Linked DNA regions of Homo sapiens: region 2 is linked to region 1. Evidence: chromatin contacts called from ENCODE Hi-C data. All regions are on one chromosome and are shown on one strand. The core of a region is the stretch at or near the end of the contact, and the rest is flanking DNA. Distances in the headings are between cores, read along the strand shown. Region 1 holds the start of SF3B6 (splicing factor 3b subunit 6). Region 2 holds the start of KLHL29 (kelch like family member 29).

What was found. Hi-C counts contacts between places; a loop is a spot of excess contacts on that map. Pooled maps may share reads with other maps.
Region 2: a loop to region 1 is called in a map of B cell, with 9 times the contacts of the local background. The contact joins the promoter of KLHL29 here to the promoter of SF3B6 in region 1. A Hi-C loop is called at or near these places in 4 of 168 maps with a recorded cell type or tissue (B cell, chondrocyte and naive thymus-derived CD4-positive, alpha-beta T cell), 6 of 37 single-sample maps with no recorded cell type and 19 of 50 pooled maps.

Annotation. Positions count from the first base shown.
Region 1 is chr2:24,074,743-24,078,441 of GRCh38, reverse strand. SF3B6 (splicing factor 3b subunit 6) reads left to right here and starts at 2,116. Exons shown (of 4, transcript NM_016047.4): 1 at 2,116-2,242. The coding sequence starts at 2,213. TP53I3 (tumor protein p53 inducible protein 3) reads left to right here. Exons shown (of 5, transcript NM_004881.5): 5 at 681-1,009. The coding sequence ends at 863. It also overlaps a transcript of FAM228B not described here. RefSeq lists a silencer at 1,242-1,891 and enhancers at 2,002-2,231, 1,766-2,297, 2,298-2,830.
Region 2 is chr2:23,383,324-23,387,022 of GRCh38, reverse strand. It overlaps KLHL29 (kelch like family member 29), which reads right to left and starts at 1,844. Exons shown (of 14, transcript NM_052920.2): 1 at 1,243-1,844. It overlaps LINC02923 (long intergenic non-protein coding RNA 2923), which reads left to right. Exons shown (of 6, transcript NR_187213.1): 1 at 1-3,699. RefSeq lists silencers at 1-7, 178-347, 368-487, 728-1,587, 1,758-2,107 and 1 more and an enhancer at 3,611-3,699.

The DNA of each region.
Region 1 (3,699 bases), core at 867-3,366:
CAATGGCACAATCAGCCTCCTGGGTAGCTAAGACTGAAGGCATACCACCATGCCTGGCTTGTATTTTTTATAGAGACAGGTTTTCACCATGTTGCCCAGGCTGATCTCAAACTCCCAGGCTCAAGTGATTCGGCCAAAGTAAGATGCTTTTGTAATTTTTAGACAAAGAACAATAAATTTGAGAAGAAATAAGACAAAATCTGGCTAGGGATAGTAAATTTCTAGGGAAGTCACTAGGAGATATATGGGGGTGGGGGGTGTAAAACTAGTGGAAGATAAGGGTTACTTCCTTAAGTGTATTTATTCAGTTCCATTGCAGCCCCGTTTCCAGTCTCTGGTGATAAGGGCTTTTTGCCCTAGTATGGGGAGGGTACCCCTCTCAGAGGAATCTTTATGACTTGCTACATGCAAGAAGAGACAGGTCAGCTAGCCTTTTCTGAAACTACAATTTCTCCAATGCTTTCACCTCAAAATTAACAATATACCTATCGGACATATTCTGAGATGGCACATGACTCCTTCAAGGGTATTTCACACACATGCTAGGAAGTGAGGGGTTAAGTGTCCCTGTGTGCTTTTTCAGATACGTGGCTTCAGAGAGAGCAAGAAGGCTGAGGAGGATGAGGAGGGCAGGGTGAGGCTCTCTCCCCAGGCTGATGATCTCCTTTCCCTTGTCTTAGTACAAGCAAATGCTGGTGAATGCTTTCACGGAGCAAATTCTGCCTCACTTCTCCACGGAGGGCCCCCAACGTCTGCTGCCGGTTCTGGACAGAATCTACCCAGTGACCGAAATCCAGGAGGCCCATAAGTACATGGAGGCCAACAAGAACATAGGCAAGATCGTCCTGGAACTGCCCCAGTGAAGGAGGATGGGGCAGGACAGGACGCGGCCACCCCAGGCCTTTCCAGAGCAAACCTGGAGAAGATTCACAATAGACAGGCCAAGAAACCCGGTGCTTCCTCCAGAGCCGTTTAAAGCTGATATGAGGAAATAAAGAGTGAACTGGAAGGGTGGCACGCGGACTGGGGCCGCCGCGGCGGGGTTGAGGTGGGAGTCCGGACGGGCGTCGCAGCGGGGATTACTGAGGCCCGATCAGCTGACGCTCAACCTGAGGGCCCCTCCAGGGACGGAGATTCTGGGTATAGTTACAGCGTCAGCCGTGACACAAGCCGCCAGAACCCCACATATTCCGCCTTGCGCACAGCTAGAGGCCCAGGCCCACCACCTCCGGCACCTGCCCGCGCGCCCCGCAACCAGTGGGCACCACAGCAGGCCCCAGCCCTGCCCGCTACTCACCTGGGCCCCACCCCACCTCTCGCCGCCCTCCTCAGGCCCCACCACCTCCCGCTACACATCTGAGCCCCGCCCCACCTCCACCACTTTCCTCAGCCCCAACCACCTCCTGCTACACTTCTGGGCCCCGCCGCACCTCCACCACCCTCCTCAGGCCCCGATCCCTTCCGCTACTCACCTGGGTCCCGCCCCAGCTCAGTCCTCCTCAGGCCCCGCCTTCGCCCGCTACTCACCTGGGCCCCACCCCACCTCTCGCCACCCTCCTCAGGCCCCACCACCTCCCGCTACACATCTGGGCCCCGCCCCACCGCCACCACCCTCCTCAGGCCCCGCCCCTTCCATTACTCACTTGGGTCCCGCCCCAGCTCACCGCCTTGCTCAGGCCCGGCTCCCTCCCGGATACTCACTTGGGCCCCACCCCAGCTCTCCGCACCCTCCTCAGGCCCCGCCCCCTCCCGCTACTCACCTGGGTCCCGCCCTACCTGTCATAACCCTGCTCAAGCCCCGCCTCCTCCGCTCCCCAGTTACTCACCTGAGACCCGCCCCAGCTCTCCGCCCTCCTCAGGCCCCGCCCTCTCCACCCGGGTTCCTCTGCTCAGGGCCTCCCCGACCGGAACATCTCGCCTTTTGGAGGCTACGCCCCGCCCTTTACGGTACAGAGCCCGGAAGTGTCTTGGACTCTCGCCTTTCCATCTTCCGGCCTCGAGTCTCGCTCAGGCTCGGTTTTACCCCGGAGTCTATTCGAAGGGGGCTGCTACGTCAGCGCGTCTCAGCGTAAGACGGCGCTATTCCGCTGTAACAGCTTCCGGCGGGTCCTGGATGTTGATGTCCTGCATCTAACGCGGTGTAACCCCCGAAGCCGAGCGAGCTCCGGAGGAATTTCAGTATCTGCTACGGTAACTTCATCAGCCCGCCAAGATGGCGATGCAAGCGGCCAAGAGGGCGAACGTGAGTATCGGGTGTTCTGCGGAGGGTGGGAGAACTTCGGGTTTGACTTTCTTAGCGGCGTGGATCGGAGCATTCTTGCTCCTCCTCCGTCCCCAGAGCGGAGAACTCCAGAATTCCTATCCTGTCAGCGAAGACACTATCCGGCCCCATCCTCAGAGATATGCTCCTTGAGCCACATTTCTGTCCCCACCCCTTTTGAGAGTTCCTCAGTCTCTACCCTAGTGTCAGTGATAGTGTTACCCCTATAGCCTCTTTGCTTGACCCGCACCTAAGGACCTGGCGTTAGGATTATCTCCTTGACTTAAAGTCGATATCTCAGAAGAGTCCTCAACTAACTTAATGGTTCACCAACAACTAGGACCTGGGATTCCCCTCAGATCATGGTGCTTTTCGGATCCTTCATTAACACATTAATTAAAACAATATTTTTTGAGCACCTACTATGTATTCTGCTTGCCATGTGGGACATAATTCATCAATTATATTTATTGAATAGCTACTATGTGCCAGACACTAGTCTTACGTATTGGGAATACAGCAGTGAATAAAACAAGTCCTTCTGCTTACATTCTAGTGTTTGAGAGTACAGTGTTACGGAAACTTTTAAAAAAAAAAAACTCAAAAAAGAGATTAGTCAACAGTAAAACGCTTAGAGGTGTAAGATGAAGTTAGGCCGAGTGAGGTGGCTCATGCCTGTAATCCCCGCACTTTTGGAGGCTGAGGTGGGAGGATTGCTTGAGCCCAGGAATTCAAGGCTGCCTTGAGCCATGATTGTGCCACTGCGCAGCACTTCAGCCCAGGAGACAGAGCAAGACCCTGACTCAAAAAAAAAAAAAAAAACAGAAAGAAAGAAAGAAAGAAAGAAAAGACAAGCAATTGACCATTGTATATGTAAATGGAGACTTTTGGTGACCTTGATGATAGGAATCATTTCAGTGGATGAAAACTTGATTGCAGTGGGGTGAAAAGATGGTGGAAGTTGAGAAAATGGAAACAGCAAAGACACTCTGTCCATGAGTTCTCATTTAAATAGGAAGTAGGGAAATTGGATGATAGTTGACTTTTTTTTTTGAGATGGACTCTCACTCTGTCACCCAGGCTGGAGTGCAGTGGCACAGTCTTGGCTCACTGCAACCTCTGTCTCCTGAGTTCAAGCAATTCTCCTGCCTCAGCCTCTTGAGTAGCTGGGATTACAGGTGCCCACCACCATGCCCGGCTAATTTTTGTATTTTTAGTAGAGACAGGGTTTCTCCGTGTTGGCCAGGCTGGTCTCAAACTCCTGACCTCAAGTGATCCACCTGCCTTGGCCTCCCAAAACGCTGGGATTACAGGCATGAGCCACCGCACCCGGCCAGATAGTTGACTTTTTAAAAGATGTGTGATATAGGTGTATCTTTATGCCAATGGGAGCAATCCAGCAGAGTGTGCGAAACATGATATGGAAGAAAGATAGGTTG
Region 2 (3,699 bases), core at 595-3,094, 690 kb after region 1:
GCATCTCTGGGGGCCCGCGCGAGGGCCCGCCAACGGACCGCGTCTGCCGCTTGGTTCCACAGCCCAGGGACGACAACTGGCTTCTCAGCGGGTGGACCCAGGCATCCGAGACTCGCGCGTGGCCGCCACCCCCTCCTCCGAGACGGCTGGCCGCAGGCAGGCAGCGCGTCCCCGCCTTCCCCAGGCAACGCAGAGGCGACCTGCCCTAAGAGCCACCTCCGACCTACCCCGGCTCCCAGCCCCGCGCTCCGGCCCCAGGCGAGCACGTCCCTCCCTTGGGGCCCGGGGCCGACGCTGCCCAGCGCGGGCACCCGCGCGGCGACCGCAGATAACCCTAGCGCTCTCAGCCCGCTCCAGGCCACGGAGACCGGGACGCGAGCCCTGGGCTCCCCCGGCCCCCCGAGGCCATCGGGGCGCGCGTTCACACTCCCACACTACACATCTCCAGGTCCACCCTGTCCCACACATCAACAACCCCTCCCCAACGACACCACCTCCTGGCCGCTTCGCCGTCCCCGTGAGCTCTCCTTTCCGCGTCCCCCCACAACACGCTGGCACCCACAAGGTGTCAAGGGAAGTGTGCGTGTGTGTGTCGGGGTGGGGTGGGTCACAATAAGGTCTGTGCGGGTTCCCTCCCGACGGTTTTCGAGCTCATCTACCTCGAAAGTTACTTGGGATTGAGTAAAGAGACCCAGTCCCCAAATGCGAGATCAGAGGACGCGAGGGGCAGAAAACCCCAACCTGGCTTCTCGCTGCACAGAGGCGCGCACCTCCCCAAAGGACAGTGCGCGCGGCCGCCCCTGGGGGCCAGCCCTCCGTCGCCTCCAGGTCTCCTGCCCGGCCGGGGCCCTGGGCCGCTCAGGGGAACGTGGCCTGGAGAGGGGCGCGCGCCGCCGGGCCCAGCAGGGGGGCTGCTCCGGCCAGGGGTCACACAAGCCTCCAGCACCTCCGAACACCGTGACAGTGGCCCCAGGCAGCCCCGGTGCATACACACCCGGGGGCAGGAAGTTTTTTCCCCCCCTTTTTTTCCCCCTGGAGCAGCGCAGGCGCAAGGGCTCCTGCAGCCTGCGAGTCCAGACGCGGGAGGCTCCTGTCGCCGCCGCCGCCGCCGAAGCCGAGCCCAGGGTTCCGGGTTCCGGCCCCGCTCCCACGCCCGGCCCGGCCCGGCCCCACGCGGCGGCCAGGACCTGGGTCTCCCTCCGGCGCCGCATCCGAGGCGCTCCAGCCCGGCCCGGCTCTTACCTCCGGCGCGCGGCTCCGGCCCCGGCCCGACGCGCAGAGAGCCCGGGGTCGCGGGTGGGCGCAGGAGGGCTGATGGAGAGCGGACAGCGCCGGCGGGTAGCGGTGGCTGGGGCCGCTCGGGTCCTGGCCGGAGGAAACGGATCCAGGTCCTCCTCCTCGCGTTCCTGCTCTCCGCCTTCTCCCCTCGTTCCTCCTCCTCCTCCGCCGCCGCCGCCTCCCGGCAGCCCAGGGAGGATGCCCGGGAGAGGGAAGTCGGTCCTCCTGCCTGTCAGCCTGTGCGGCTATGAGCGGTGCGGCGCGGCTCTCATCGAGGCGGCGGCGGCGGCGGCGGCTCCGGCAGCATCGCCCCCGCCCTCTCCCCGCAGCCGCGGCGGCCGCGGGGCTGGGGCTGGCTCCGGGCTCGCGGCTCGGGCTCCGGGCGGGGGCTGCGCTCAAGCGCGGCGACCGCCGGGGCTGCGGACGGGCGCTGCGGAGCCGGGGCCGGGGCTGGAGCTGCGGCGAGATCCGCGGTGGCGGGGACGGCGGCGGCGGCGCGGGGGCTGGCGCGGCCGCGGCGCGGGGACCATGCTCCCTTCTGGCTCGCTCCGCTCCGGGTACCGTCTGCTTTAGCTGCGAGGGAGGCGGGCTTCGGCGCGCAGCCAGGGGCGGGCGGAGCCAATCACGGGCGCCCGAGTGGGCGGGGGTGGCGGGTGGGGGAGGCGGGGCCCTCTGGCCCGGCCCGGCCAGGCCGGGCCCCGTGCGCAGTTTCCCCGGCCCGAGGGATTCCCGGCTGCCGCGCGCCGGGTCCGAGGTTGGAGTGCTCGCGGGTGTGTCCGTCGGTCCGTCCGTCCGCCGCCCCCGCCCCCCGCGGTGGCCCCCGGCTCGCCTGGCTCCGCGGCCGCGCCCGGCAGACGCACGGCGCGTGGCACGGGCTGCTCCGCCGTGGCCTCCTGGCCTTGCTGGCCCAGGGTTGGGGGCCCGGGACTGAGGCGAGCTCCCCGTCTGCTCTCAACACCTGAGGAAACTGGCGGAAAAGTTTGAGAAGGAAAAAGTCCAATCGTCTTTCAGCTTCCGCCCTCTTTATGACACTCCAGCCTTGGAAAGGAGCAGGAATTGTCCACACCTCTGAAGGACCAGGGAGAGCCCTGCAAAGTGTCCACCAGCCTTCTGAGTCAGCCCTGCCTCTCCTGGGGCGCGCGACTTTTCTGTTCATACTGACCCTTAGGAATCCAGGAAGCCTTCTCTGTTTAACAGCCTGACCAGCCTTTGATGTCTATACCGACTACTCACCCCCACCACAGCTCGCTCTCTCTCACACTGTCTACACTGACTTCTCAGTCCCACCACCTCTCGGTCTACACATGCTGTCTACACAGACCCTAACTTCTAACCCTAATAGAAGAGATTTGGCCAGAGGCGTGTGGGACCCCCAATGAGGGCTTTTCCATTATGCTAGAATATTTCACTCTGGGCACAGTCTTCTCCACCCCGACCGCTCTCCTAATCTGGTTTTTATTCCCCGACCTCTCCCTCCTCCCCTACATCCCCTTTACCTGGTTTTGAGTTTCAGAGGAAATATCTGTACCTGCCCTCCTCCTCCACCCCTGTCTGAATGTAAAGGCCTGAGGGCCCAATCCTCATCCTCCACCCTCCCTCCGCTCCCCCGGGTAAAGGCCTGAGGCCTGAGGCCTTGCTAGAAATTGGAGTTGGGGTGCTGTAGGTAGTGTGGGGAGCTGGCTGTGGGGGCCCAGCTGGGAGGAGCTGGCCTGGGGAGGGCTTTGCCAGTCCTTGCCTCCATCTACCAGGGCCAAGGAGGACTGAGCCGGTAAATATTTTCTTCTCAGCTCCCCCCCTGTGATGTCTGATCCAGGCCTCTGCTCTCCTTGGCTGTAAACTCAGCGCACGGATTGTGTCTTCTTTAATATTTTGTAGGAAGCAGAGTACAGTGTCGTGGCTGATAAATAATAAATAATAATAATCTACTGAGGGTAGCAGGAGCACTGTCAGAAATGGAATGAGGACGCCGGGGAAATGGCCCACTAGTGTCAGAATAACTGCATTTCCTGGAAAAAACATCCAACAGAGTTTGTGTGTGTGAAGCCCGGGACTCAAGGGAGGGGACAGAGCGGAGCACTTCAGGGAGGAAGCCACCCTTCATGAGGACGACAGCCAGGAAAACTGGCGTGACCTTAAGAGAGGGTGACAGAGGTGCCGAAAAGGGGAGCAGGAGTGGGGGGGAGGGGGAGAAAAGCTCCCCAAGGGTCCTCAGACAACACCTGAAGGTGATCGATAGCTTTGGTTTGAGTACTATGTCCTTCAAATGGTATATGAAAAGTGATAGAAGAGTACTAGATAGCAAAATGGAAAAAAGAGGGATTTCTTGGGATTTCAAATTGATACACAGGTCAACCCAATGCAAAAAGAAGGAGAACAAAGCCACAGGCGTGTGTCTGTTCATCCACGCTGTAGGAAGCTGTC